Regions from separate parts of the Homo sapiens genome. Here region 2 is linked to region 1. A link is an interaction called in ENCODE POLR2A ChIA-PET data of the cell type or tissue named here. Cell type or tissue: PC-9. All regions are shown on one strand. Each heading gives the region's core, and the rest is flanking DNA. Links, peaks and the distances in the headings are about the cores only.

Region 1 (2,921 bases), core at 126-2,625:
GCCCACTACACACCTAGGCTATATGGTATTGCTCCCAGGCTACAACCTGTACAGCATGTTAATGTATGAATACTGCAGGCAGGCAACTGTAACACAATAGTAAGTATTTGTGACTCTAAATACATTCAAACACAGAAAAGGTGATGCGTTGTGCTACAATGTTAAGACAGCTATGTCACTAGGCAATGGAAATTTTTTAGCTCCCTTATAATCTCATGGGACCATTGTCATATGTGTGGTCTGTCGTTGACCAATATGTTGTTATATGGCCAAGACTGTACTTCAAATTATCTCTAGATTACTTATACCTAATACAATGTAAATGTTATGTAAATAGTTGTTACACTGTATTTTTTAAATTTGTATTATTTTTTATTGTTGTAGTGGTTTTTTTATTGTTCTTTTTTTGAATACTTTCAACCCACAGTTGCTTGACTCAGGTGAAGAACCTGCAGAGGTACAGGGCCGCCTGCACACTCACAGAGTCCTCACGTATGCACTGACTTCAACCCTTTATGAAGAGCAATTTGGAAATGTCTGTCAAATTAAAAAGTAACCTAGCCTTAGATCTAGAAACTCCACTTTTGTAATTTATCCTATAGGTACAGTAAAACATACATAACAGTTGAAAATAAATTAAATATGTATTAATAAATCACTGGTTAAATAGAATATGACACAGCTATCTAATGGAATATCATGCAACCATTAAAATGGACGAGGCAGTTTTATGTGTGCTAATGTGAACACTCGGCGATAAATCAAGATACACTGTTCAGTGTAAAAAGCAAGGTGCAAACAGTGTATACCGTGTAATCATTTGGGAAACAAATGCATGTGTAAGCTCATATATGGACAGACTGTAAAGACACAAGAAGCTGGTGTCAGCAATTCCTCCCACGGAGGGTGCACATGATTTCTTTTCACCAAGAATCTCTGTTATCATTTGAATTTTGAACCATGTACATAAATTACATATTCAATTAGATAAAAATAAATAATAGGCCGGACATGGTGGCTCACACTTGTAATCTATCACTTTGAGAAGCCGAGGCAGGAGGATCGCTTGAGCACAGGAGTTCGAGACCAGCCTGGGCAACATGGCAAGACCCCATCACCACAAAAAAATACAAAAATTAGCCAGGTGTGATGGTGCAACATGTGGTCCCAGCTACTCAGGAAGCTGAGGTGAGAGGATCACCTGAGCCCAGGGAAGTTGAAGCTGCAGTGAGTCATGACTGTGTCACTACATTCCAGCCTGGGTGACAGAGTGAGACCCTGTCTCAAAAAATAATAACAAATCTGAGAAGAGCTTCTTGGGTTTGTTATCACAAATGTGATTAATTACCCTGTCCCATTATTAAAACCACACAGCAAGCCTGCTATGAGTCCATTCATAGTCACTAGGTGAGCCCACGTGAGCCTTGCACTGCACCAAATCCTACTGGGGAAAATGTCAGCTTGTGATGGAAACTACAGAAAGAATTTTTTTTTTTTTTTAGACAGTCTTGCTCTGTCACCAGCCTGGAGTGCAGTGGCACAATCTCGGCTCACTGCAACCTTCACCTCCTGGGTTCAAGCGAATCTCCTGCCTCAGCCTCCCAAGCACCTGGGACTACAGGTGCACACCACCACATCCAGCTAATCTTTGTATTTTTAGTAGAGATGGGGTTTCACCATGTTGGCCAGGATAGTCTAGATCTCTTGACCTCGTGATCCGCCTGCCTCGGCCTCCCAGAGGAATGTTTCTACTTTATGAAGGTTTTGTGAAGATTAAATGAGAAAAATATATTTAAAATGTTAAATAGTGTTGCTGCACACAGTAAGCATTCCAAAACAGAAGCTACTATTAAATCCCTCTCAACTTGTTCATTAATGTTCATTCTAAAAACAAAATACTTCCCATAAACACCACACTGGAGTATGTGGGATTAAATGTCTCCTATCACTGGTGGATTTTATTATTGTGATTGTTTTTATTTTATGAAATGTATACAGTTTAAAAAGGCAAATAAAGTTCAAAAAATTGTAAAACAAAACAACAACAATCTCCTTTACTAACTGGGACAACCCCATCCACAAACCACTTCCAAGAGGCAGCCACACTGAAGTCTTCTGATTCTTCTAGGATCTAGAGCCATTTTTCTAAATAATGGGCTTATATTCCTATTGCTTATCAATTTAAGATATTGACTTCCAATTGTATCACCATTCCCACTTTCCCTCTCTTTTCTTACAACTTAGATAATTTTTCTTAATCATTACTTAGTTTTTACATCATTTTATTATCTACATTCTCTCACTGACATGCCAAGTAGTAGTCAAATTGCAATTTCTTTATAATTAAACTTTTATTTTAAGGTAATTGTAAATTCTCTTATTATAAGAAATGATACAGGGAGATCCATCGCTCCCTTTACCCTATTGCCCCCAGCAGTGACATCTTGCAGAACTACAGCACATCACACCAGGACATGGATGTAAACACAGCCAGAGCACCCATCACTGTGAGGACCCCTCCTGTTGCCCTTTATAGGCACACCTACTTCTCTCCACCCCTAGCAAACCCTAATCTGTTCTCCACCTCAGCAACTGTGTCATTTCAAAGATGTTACAGAAAGGAACATACAGTGTGAAACCTTTAGGAACGGCTTTTTTCACTCAACATAATTCTCTGGAGGCCCATCCAGGTTGCTGTGTAGTTTGTTCCTTTGTTGTTGCTTTAAGACAGGGTCTCACTGTCATCCAGGATGGAGCACAGTGGCATGATCATGGCTCACTGCAGCCTGGACTTCCTGGGCTCAAGCAATCCTCCAGCCTCAGCCTCCCCAGTAGGTGGGACTACAGGCAGGTGCCACCATGCCCAGCCCTTTGTATTATTGAATAGTCTTCTGTGGCATGGATGGACCTCATTTTGTTTA
Region 2 (2,921 bases), core at 154-2,653, 58 kb after region 1:
GTTGCTGTGTCTGTGTGGAGAGAAGTAGACACAGGAGACTCCATTTTGTTATGTACTAAGAAAAATTCTTCTGCCTTGGGATGCTGTTAATCTATAACCTTACCCTCAGCCCCATGCTCTCTGAAACATGTGCTGTGTCCACTCAGGGTTAAATGGATTAAGGGCGGTGCAAGATGTGCTTTGTTAAACAGATGCTTGAAGGCAGCATGCTCGTTAAGAGTCATCACCACTCCCTAATCTCAAGTACCCAGGGACACAAACACCGGAAGGCCGCAGGGTCCTCTGCCTAGGAAAACCAGAGACCCTTGTTCACATGTTTATCTGCTGACCTTCCCTCCACTATTGTCCTATGACCCTGCCAAATCCCCCTCTCTGAGAAACACCCAAGAATGATCAATAAATACTAAAAAAAAAAAAAGAGAAACTCACAGTCTTAAAAGAAATCGCTCTTTGTAAGGGTGTCTCCCTCTCTGTACCAGGAAGAGAAAGTTGACTCTAAATCACCAGAGACCCTTATCAATGGAGAAGGCAGCAACTTGTTTTGTGTGCTTCTCCGGGTCTTTTTCCCAAAACTGGCCTTCCTCACTCCCTTCTTTGTTTTTAGCTGAAGATGGTACTTAAACCTGAATTCTAAGCCACTCCTTTGAGAATTACTCATTTTCTTGGGCATCTCACATGTATATGCAAAGTATACATGTTAATATAGCTCCATTTGTTTTTCTCCTGTTAATCTTTTGAGCTGGGCATGGTGGCTCCCGCCTATAATCCCAACATCTTGGGAGGCCAAGGCAAGAGGATTGCTTGAACCCAGGAGCTGGAGATCAGCCTGGGCAACATGACAGGAGCCCATCTCTACGAAATAAAAAATTAAAAAATTAGGGCCAGGCGCAGTGGCTGACACTTGTAATCCCAGCACTTTGGGAAGCCGAGGCAGGTGGATCACAAGGTCAGGAGTTCAAGACCAGCGTGGCCAAGATGGTGAAACCCCCGCCTCTACTAAAAATACAAAAATTAGCCAGGCATGGTGGCAAGCGCCTGTAATCCCAGCTACTCGGGTGGCTGAGGCAGGAGAATTGCTTGAACCCGGGTGGCAGAGGTTGCAGTGAGCCGAGATCATGCCACTGCACTCCAGCCTGGGTGACAGAGCAAGACTCTGTCTCAAAAATAAATAAATAAATAGCCAGGTGTTGTGGCAAGCTCCTGTAGTCCCAGTTACTTGGGAGGCTGAGATGGGAGGATCACTTGAGCCTGGGGGTGTGGAGGTTGCAGTGAGCCATGATAGCACCACTGTGCTCTAGCCTGGGAGACACAGTGAGACCCTGTCTCAAAAAAAAAAAATCTATCTTTTGTTACAAGGACTCTAGCTGAGAATTTAGAAGGGTAGCAAGAAAATTCATCTTTCCTCCCCTAAATATGCTACTGATAGAGGCGGGAGACAGCCAAATGCCATCCAGGTCATTATGCACAGGGGGCTTGCCTAAACATGCCTACAGTGAAAAATTCTATCCCTTAACACATGTGCAGTAAGGGAAATAAATCAGTGTGGAGTGGCTCAGATTAGAGGCCTACATGTGCACTGGGGAAATGGGGTGGAGCCACCAGGAATTCATGCTTTATGCAGGGGAGCCGGGCTTCTTCAGCTCCAGTATGGTGGCCTGATATTCAGTCTGTGGAGTAGGAGCCTGTTGGCAGGACCACCTCTTTGCTAAGGGCTTTCTTTTCACTTAATACATTCTGACCCTTCAATGTGTCCATGTGCCTAATTTTTCCTGATCGGGAGACAAGAGCCCAGATTTTAGCTGAACTAAGAAGAAAAATATCGTGCGTCACTAGTTGGCCTGGAAGAACAATGGAATTACTCATTTGAGATGTGGGTTTGAAGAAAGTTATTTTTAGTATTCTGATAAGCAGTTAAAATACTGCTGTCATGTTTCTCTCTTTGTGCCAGTCTCATGCAGTTTCCCAGCAAAATCACAATTAAACTGATAATGTGATTTTTATGTTTTGGCATCCTTTCAGATTTTGTTTTTTTTGTTTTGTTTTTGAGACGGGGTCTGGGTGTGTCACCCAAGCTGGAATGCATTGGCATAATCACAGCTCATTGCAGCCTCAACCTCTGGGGCTCAAGTGATCTTCCCACCACCTCAGCCTCCTGAGTAGCTGGGACTATCAGCGGACGCCACCATGACTGGCTAATTTTTAAACTTTTTGTAGAGACGGGTTTTGTGATGTTGCTCAAGCTGGTCTTGAACTCCTGGGCTAAAGCAATCCTCCTGTCTGAGCCTCCTGAAGTGCTGGGATTACAGGCCACGATGTCTGGCCTCTAATTACTTTGATAATAAGTAAGCATCTCCCCTTCTCTTTTTTTTCTGAGACAGAGTCTCACTCTATTGCCCAGGCTGGAGTGCAATGGCACAAACTTGGCTTTGCCTCCTGGGTTCAAGCAACCTCTGCCTCCCAGGTTCAAGCAATTCTCCTGCCTCAGCCTCCCAAGTAGCTGGGATCACAGGCGTGTGCTACCATGCCCGGCTAATTTTTTGTATTTTTAGTAGAGATGGCGTTTCACCATGTTGGCCAGCCTGCTCTTGAACTCCTAACCTGCCTTCCAAAGTATTGGGATTACAGGTGTGAGCCACCACGCCTGGCTCTTTGTTGTTTGTTTTTGAGCTGGAGTCTCGCTGTGTCACCCAGGCTGGAGTACAGTGGCGCCATCTCGGCTTACTGCAACCTCCACCTCCTGAGTTCAAGCGATTCCCCTGCCTCAGCCTCCTGAGTAGCTGGGACCGCAGGCATGCACTACCACACCCAGCTAATTTTTGTATTTTTAGTAGAGACGGGGTTTCACCATGTTGGCCACGCTGGTCTTGGAACTCCTGACCTCAGGTGATCCGCTCACCTCAGCCTCCCAAAGTGCTGGGAAT

The links. Peaks named below come from ENCODE experiments on the same cell type or tissue, not always from the same donor. Only the 100,000 strongest peaks of a DNase experiment are listed, where the experiment ranks them.
Region 2: POLR2A ChIA-PET joins it to region 1 with 6 read pairs; 23 of 35 experiments call an interaction of 5 or more read pairs at or near these places.

What each region holds. Positions count from the first base shown.
Region 1 is chr7:45,047,338-45,050,258 of GRCh38, reverse strand. The region is part of intron 2 of CCM2 (CCM2 scaffold protein); the gene reads right to left. Among named protein-coding and RNA genes, the nearest start is that of NACAD, 40 kb to the left of the region's middle. In PC-9, for the core only: no CTCF peak of the experiment used is centred there; a DNase peak (open chromatin) is centred at 1,318; H3K27ac peaks cover 2,260 bases.
Region 2 is chr7:44,989,553-44,992,473 of GRCh38, reverse strand. It overlaps LOC102723334 (a long non-coding RNA gene), which reads left to right. Exons shown (of 4, transcript XR_428139.4): 4 at 1-780. Among named protein-coding and RNA genes, the nearest start is that of SNHG15, 4.3 kb to the right of the region's middle. RefSeq lists an enhancer at 979-1,533. In PC-9, for the core only: no CTCF peak of the experiment used is centred there; no DNase peak of the experiment used is centred there.